2 separate regions of the Homo sapiens genome follow, and region 2 is linked to region 1. A link is an interaction called in ENCODE POLR2A ChIA-PET data of the cell type or tissue named here. Cell type or tissue: endothelial cell of umbilical vein. All regions are shown on one strand.

The links. ChIA-PET counts read pairs that join two places held together with the same protein. Peaks named below come from ENCODE experiments on the same cell type or tissue, not always from the same donor. Only the 100,000 strongest peaks of a DNase experiment are listed, where the experiment ranks them.
Region 2: POLR2A ChIA-PET joins it to region 1 with 7 read pairs; 2 of 35 experiments call an interaction of 5 or more read pairs at or near these places.

Annotation. Positions count from the first base shown.
Region 1 is chr13:71,623,956-71,627,955 of GRCh38, forward strand. The region is part of intron 3 of DACH1 (dachshund family transcription factor 1); the gene reads right to left. Among named protein-coding and RNA genes, the nearest start is that of DACH1, 240 kb to the right of the region's middle. In endothelial cell of umbilical vein, no CTCF peak of the experiment used is centred here; DNase peaks (open chromatin) are centred at 876, 1,406 and 1,936; H3K27ac peaks cover 3,190 bases.
Region 2 is chr13:71,410,789-71,414,788 of GRCh38, forward strand. No RefSeq gene overlaps it. Among named protein-coding and RNA genes, the nearest start is that of LINC00348, 400 kb to the left of the region's middle. In endothelial cell of umbilical vein, no CTCF peak of the experiment used is centred here; no DNase peak of the experiment used is centred here.

The DNA of each region.
Region 1 (4,000 bases):
ATTAGACTCTAATTCAAAGCTGTTGAAAGTGAAGTGCACATACTGTTTTAATAACAACATTCCTAATCATTGTCAAACTGGTAATTCTCTATCTTGTTTAAAATACATAATGAAGAAAAATTGCCATAAATAGTAAATATTTAAAAATGCATTTAAATTGATGGAATAGTAGCTTAGTACATTTTTTGTCTTTTATTATTGGGGTAAGCAATTTTGTGTAAAAATTTCAGGATATGAAGATATCTTTTGCATAGGGGATGATATTAACCATATGGCCTATTCTTAATCAATTGAATTACAAACCATGGTGGTTCCTATACTTTTAAGAGATGCTTATGTGGTCTTCCATTAAAATATCCACTAATGGGACATTTGTGAAAAGATTTATATTTGAACATACTTTCTTGACCACATGTGAAGCTACAGAGAGCAAATTCATTAATTAAACTACTTATATATTAATTGACAGCTATCAGTTCTAAAATATTTCTCATTTCATGTGTCAGAATCTTTCTGGACTTTTAGGGTAGTCTTGTATATGCTCCACGTTTACAAGACTGGCTGTTAATATTGTTAAGTTTTACTCACCAGGCAGGAAGAAAGATCTTAAAAATCATTGTTAGGCAGAAAAACATTCTAGTTACCAAAACAAACAAACAAACAAACAAAAAAACTTTCTACATTTAATCTGTTAAACAATAGCAAATTTCTTGTGAATCAGTGATACTGTAATTGAACTGGAGACATTTTTAGAGCAAGCTTGCTTTGGCTTTTTCACCCTCCGATTTGGAATCTGCTCACAGTACTGCCAGCTTAACCAAAAAGGATTAACTCTCATATCCAACTGAGAACACAGATAATTCTCAGTAATTGGTAAAAAATGAAGATGAATGGGGCTGAGAGATAAGGAGCAATTAGCTCATCAGCAGTTACAGCTGTGCACTCAATCCGGCTCCATCTCTTGAGTCTCGGCCCCTTTTAAAGAACCTAAGCAGAATAAGCATAGGACACCCCCTCCCTGAAAAAATTGCTATACCTGCCCATCATTTCTCTAGTCTTCCATTTTATTTCCTTACTATACAAAGACACCTGTCATAGCATGCTATGTAAATTACTACCTCTCTCAGGACCTATGTCTAAAGCCAATCTTCTTTTTAAACTTTTTTTTTATAACAGAAACCAAATGACTACTGTAGACACTCTTAAATTCCCTGTCAATCGTTTCATTATAGCAGCATCATCTGTTTGAAAATATAAGCAATTCCCTCATCTAATTATAGGAAGGATTTGAGGTTCATTAACATTGCCAAGGCAGAGAATCCAATGTGCAATTGCAGAGCTCTGCTTGGTGGCCTGCGTTCTCAGTTTCCTTTTATTTGCTTTCTCAAGGTCTCCAAGAGTTTTTCCTGAAATCATAAAATTAATCTTTTCCTTCCAAATAGACACATGTGTTAGAAGAAAGGAAATGACTCCAGCATAAACTATTTTGTTTCTGCAGGAATGGTTAAAATTAAAGAAAGATAAGAGTAGGGTGAGCTGAAGAAGATAATTTTATCTCTTTAACTGCCTGGCTTTTTTTCCCTTCATATATTTGTTTTGTTTTATTGGTTGAGGAATAGAAGAACTAAGGAGTGATAAATACCCTTGAAGGTGACGGCTTTATTCTCAAACTCAAGTCCTTAATCTTACTTGAAACTTCTACATTCTTGTAACGATTACAAGTTTGAGAAAATGAAAAACAATCATATGTTTTGAGCATGTGAAATGTGTTCAGGTTTGTTGATCAGGGCATTAGTGTACCCTTGCCTATGTTCCACAATGTTCAGAAAGAGAAAATACTAAAGTCTTACAAGTACTTCCCTTCCTTAAAGAAATTACAGCAGTTAGAAGGTTATGACTATGGTTTAAACAATGAGATTTTCTTGGGACATCTGTTTTGAGATTACATTTTGAATAGATATGAACTCATTTCCTACTAAGCAAGCAATCTACTATTGTTGATAGCTGTTTACCAGTTCTATGAGTCAGATATTAGCTAGTGGCAAAGGTCCCTCTTAAATCCTCCAAGTATTTTTTAAACTGTATACATAGTGTTTTCCTTAAATAAAATGTTAAGAGAAGTAAAAATGCAGTCTTTTCCTGCCTCTTGGTAAATTATACTCCACAAAATGTTGCACTTGGGAATAATATTTAATGTATTTATCTTTAAAGAGTTACTTCCTTTGTTGTCATTAAGGAAGGGAGTAAGATACTAGGTTTAGCAAGTATTTAAATAACATAGAAACGATTAAGAGATGCTCACTATGTCAATATTTATATACTATTTAAAAACTAGAAGTAAAATTAAGTTTCCTTTATTTAGATTAAACTGATTGTGATTAATTTAGTATTCTCAAAAGTGTGCATAATGCCAAAAAAAGGATAAACAGATTAAAACATAGCTATAGACACTATCAAATTGACCTTGGGTTCACCGGTTTTAAATTCCGCCTTTGCATTATCCCAGTCCCAATTTCCAAGCAGCATTTTTTAAGCTGGTTATGTAGATCAGTCCTTAAAGCAAAAAAAATAGCAACTTATCTGGCCTGTATGTTGTGGATAGTGTTGCCACTAAAAAGAATCCAGGACATTTTTCCTTCTTATCTGCAATGTAGCTCATATCAGCCAACCTGTCACAAGATAGTACTTGATATAAACAAGAGATTGCAAAGACATCTCAGTAATCAATATCAGGATGGCTACAGTATGGAAACCCCAACCAGTGCATATCATCTGTCTCAGCATCTATTTCTATGGCCAAATGAAGCATTAATTCAAATCATAAATCTATGGTGATTTAAATCTGGGAATGAGCACCTGCCTGCTTTAATGATTTATTTTGTACATTTCAGTAAGCAGGAGATTTGTCCATATGAACTGACAGGTCACCTTCAGATGCCAAGAGCAGACTGTTTATCACCATGCAGACTAGCATCTCATCTTAGCAAGTAAATATTAAACTAAAAGAATCCAATTGATTGTGGATGAGGGAGAATGGCGACATGGCCATATATTTTACTCAGTGTGCTGATGCCTCACTCGGATCTATCCTCAGGTGCTCACTTCCTCCTAAAGTGATCATTTTGTTGGAAAGATATGAGCTCAAGGTTACCATGTAAAATTGGGATATAAAATAATTATTCACCATTGTCAAAGCTTTCTTTAAACATCTTTTTCTGGCTAATTTCTAAGGTTCCTATTATGAACCGGGAAGGGTTGTGTGATACAAATTTTTCCTGTCGTCTTACCCAGCAAATCAAACCAAACAAAGCAAAAACATAATCTGTTATCTGGGGCTTTAAGGATTCATTTACAATCAAGGAAAAAAACAACGCTCTTACAAAAAAAAAAAAAAAAAGCCTAAAATGTTTAACAGAACTTATGAGCTAGATGAGTGCAGGAGAAAACAAGAGCCTTGAATTGTCTTCAGAAATGTCACCGGATTTGGGCAAGACTGAGTAGCAACAATACATCATTTAAGTAGCACCCCTCTGAAGGGTTTCACTACTTCAAAGAGTCAACAGTTGATAGATTCATGAGAGCAGTCTGTATTCTAAAATATAGGCCTTGGAGATTCTTGGGATTCCTTCTAGAATTCATGTGCTTCAGCACCGCTTCCTAACCACTTCATGGTAATCGGTTCTCCTGGAGGATTCAGCACATCCTGTTATGACTGCCTGCTTACCTACCTATCTCATCCATAGACTGTATGCCCCTGAGTCCTGGGCCTGTGTTGTGATTATTTTTGTATTCCTAGAATGAGCTAATATTGAATGTCCTACAAAATCTCTAAGATGCAACAGCTGCCCTGAAATCTCCTCACAGGCCTGCAGCTTAGCAAGTAATAGCTACCAGAGACAATGGAAAAGCAGGTGGAAGCAGTTGATGGTGGTAAGAAAGGAAGAAGGTGATTTCCAGGAGGACAGATTTGAAGAAATCATAATAATAATAGCAAAAGCAA
Region 2 (4,000 bases), 210 kb before region 1:
CCTTTGTTACAAGACACAATGATTCTCTTTAGGAATCCACCGCCATTAGAAATTCAATTATATCTGACTATATATTTGCAGGATTTAACTGTAAAAACCAGGGATAGAAACATTGAAAATTTTACAAGTACCTCTATTTGATTAAATTTCAATCATGTGCATGAACTTTCAAATATGCCTAATTCTAACAAAGCTTAGCTCGCTCAATAGTAAACATAAACTGTAGTTTCTGCACACAGTTGCATTAACAATATCAGCATTTTAATAGCCAAAACAATTTGAGTACTTACACTGGGCCCTAAAAGTATGACACGAATGTACACAAAAATCCTCCTTCCCAATATTTCCACTTCTTAATATTGCTCCTTAACCACAGCTGCCTTTTTATCTTCCCTCATTGCAAACTAACAAAACTCTCCCCATAACTGTGCTAGCATTAGTTGTATTATGTTTTTCCCTCCTACACTTTGTGGCTCAGTTAATTATACATCAGTTAACTTCTCCTTCCCCTTTCATTCTCATTCCCCTTTGTCCTCTTTTTTCTCCTTCTTCTTCCTGTTTGCTTCACTTTGTTCATTTTTCTCCCACATTTATTTTTTTCATTATTTCAGATTCTATATATAAAGACTATATACATATTTTACAAGTATGCTATTTCAAAGTTGCATAATTCAAATTTGCATCAAAGTCTCTGATGCTGTAAACTATAAATATGGGTGGAAGGGATTCAACTCCTCATAATATAGTTCATTTTTTAATTTTTTATTTTTAAAAATGTTTTGATACATTATATTTGTACGTATTTATGAGGTACATGTGAAATTTCGTTATAGGCATAGAATGTGTAGCAATCAAGTAAAGGTATTTAGGGTATCCATCACCCAAATATCCATCATTTTCTGTATGTTGGTTATATTTCAAGTCCCCTATTCTAGCTATTTTAAAGTACACTACATTATTATTAACTCTAGTCACCCTACCCTTCTATCAAAGATTAGTTTAACATTCTTTCCAACTGTATGTGCAAGCAAACTCTCTCCATGCCACTTCCTCCCACCCATACACCCTTCCCAGGCCTTGGTAAATGCATTAAACTCTCTACCTCCATGTGGTCAACTTATTCAGCTTCCATATGTCAGTGATAAGATTTATCTTTCTATGCGTGGTATATTTCTCTTAAGCTAATGACCCCTAGTTCCATCCAGGTTGCTGCAAATAACATTATTTCATTCTTTTGGTGGCTGAATAGTATTCCATTATGTATATGTAGCACATTTTCTTTATCATCTGTTGATGGACACTTAGATTTATTCTACATCTTGCTATTGCATACTAGAATGCTGCAATAAACATGGTAATGCATGTATCCCTCTGATAGTTTTATTTCTTTTTCTTTGGATAAATATCCAGTAGTGGGATTGCTGGATAGGATGGTAGTCCTATTTTTAGTTTTCTAAGATATCTCTGTACTGTTTTCCACGGTAGCTATCCTAGTTTACATTCCCACCAACAGTGTATGAGTTCCCTTTAATTCATATCCTTGCCATCATCTTTTTTTTTTTTTTATTTAAATAGCAACCATTCTAACTGGGGTAAGATAATGTTCCATTGTGGTTTTGATTTGCATTTCCTTGATGAATAGTGATGTTGAGCATTTTTTCTTATAGCTGCTGGCCATTTGTGTATATTCTTTCGAGAAATGTGTTTTTATGTTCTTTGCCAATTTTTTAATGGTGTTATTTGTTTCTTTCCTGTTGAGTTGTCTGATTTTCTTGTATATTCTGGGTGTTAGTCCCCTGTTGGATAAGTAGTTTGCAAATATTATCTCCTATTCAAGAGATTGTCTGTTTACTCTATTGATTGTTTATTTTGCTATACAGAGGCTTTTTAGTTTAATATAGTCCAATTTGTATATTTCAGGTTTTGTTGCCTGTGGTTTTGAGATCTAACCACAAAATCTTGCCTAGATCAATATCCTGAAAAATTTTACTTATGTTTTCTTCTGGTAGTTTTATAGTTTCGGGTCTTACATTTGTCTGTAATCTATCTTGAATTAAATTTTTTATATGGTGAGAGGTAGGGGTTCACTTTTATTATTTTATGTATGATTATGTAGTTTTTCCAGCTTCATTTATTGAACAAGGTGTCTTTTCCCCAGTGTATGCTCTTGACAGATTTCTTGAAGATCAGTTCGTTGTAAATATGAAAATTTATGGCCAGGCGTGGTGGCTCACGCCTGTGTTCCCAGGACTTTGGGAGGCAGAGACAGGTTTATCACAAGGTCAGGAGTTCAAGACCAGCCTGGCCAAGATGGTGAAATCCCGTCTCTACTAAAAAAGCAAAAATTAGCCAGGTGTGGTGGCAGGCACCTGTAATCCCAGCTACTCAGGAAGCTGAGGCAGAGAATTGCTTGAACCCGGGAGGTGCAGTTTGCAGTGAGCTGAGAATGCCCCACTGCACGAGTGAGACTCCGTCTAAAAAAAAAAAAAAAAAAAAAAAAAAAAGAAAAGAAAATTCATGTCTCGGTTTTCTATTCTGTTTAATTGGTCTATGAGTCTGTTCTTATACCAATACCACGTTGTTTTGATTACTACATATTTTGAAATAATATATTTTGAAGTTTGGTAGTATAATGCCTCGAGCTTTGTTCTTTTTGCTCAGGATTGTATTGAATAGCCTGTCTATTTTTGTAGTCCATATTGATTTTAAGACCTTTTTTATTTCTGTGGAAAATGACATTCATAGTTTGATATGGATTGCCTTGAATCTGACTTTTGAGTACAAAATCACTTTAATACTATTAATTCTTCCAATCCATGGTGATAGAATGTCTTTGCATTTGTTTGTGTTCTATTTAATTTCCTTCATTAGTGTTATATGGTTTTCCTTGTAGAGATCTTTTGCTTTTTTGGTTAAATTTATTATTAGGTGTTCTATTTTTAGTAGCTATTGACAATGGGATTGCATTCTTGATTTCTTTTTGGCTATTTCATTATTAGTGTGTAAAAATGCTACTAATTTTTGTATGTTGATCTTGTATCCTACAACTTTACTAAATTTGTTTTCCAGCTTTAAGAGATTTCTGGTAGAGTCCTTCGGTTTTTCTAAATATAAGATTATGTCATTTGGAAAAAGGGACAATTTGATTTTTTCTTTCAACTTGGATGCCTTTTATTTCTTTCTTTTGCCCAATTGCTCTGGATAGGACTTTTAGTAATATGTTAAATGAAAGTAAGTATCCTTGCTTGCTCCAGTTCATAGGGAGAATGTTTTCAACTTTTCCCAATTCAGTGTGACGTTGGCTGTGGGTATGTCACACATGGCCTTTATTATGTTAAAGTATGTTTTCTCTATGCCTAGTATGTTGAGAGTTTTTATCATGAAGAGATGCTGAATTTTTCAAGTGCTTTTTCTGCTTATATTTAGATGATCTTGTATTTTTTATCATTCATTCTGTTTATATGAAGTATCATGTTTATTGATTTGAATATGTTGAAACAATCTTGCATCTCTGGTATAATTCCCACTTCATCATGGTGCAGTATCCTTTGGTGTGTTGTTGGATTCAGTTTGCTAGGATTTTGTTGAGGATATTTGTGTCTATGTTCATTGGGAGTATTGGCCCATATTTTTGTTGTTGTTGTGTCCTTGTCCAGCTTGGGTACCAGAGTAATGCTGGTTTTGTAGAACGAGTTAACAAGAATTCCATCTTCTTCCATTTTTTTGGAATAGTTTGAAGAAAATTGGTGTTAGTTCTTTATACATTTGGTAGAATTTGGCAGTGAGTCCATCTGGTCCTGAGCTTTTCATTCTTGGAAGACCCTTCATTACTGATTTAGTCATGCTACTCATTATTGTTTTATTCAGGCTTTCTATTTTTACTGGTTTAATCTTTGTACATTGTATGTTTCCAGGATATTATCCGTTTCCTCTAGGTTTTCAAGTTTGTGAGTTTATAGTTGTTTATAATAGTCTCTGATGATATTTTGTATTTCCTGAC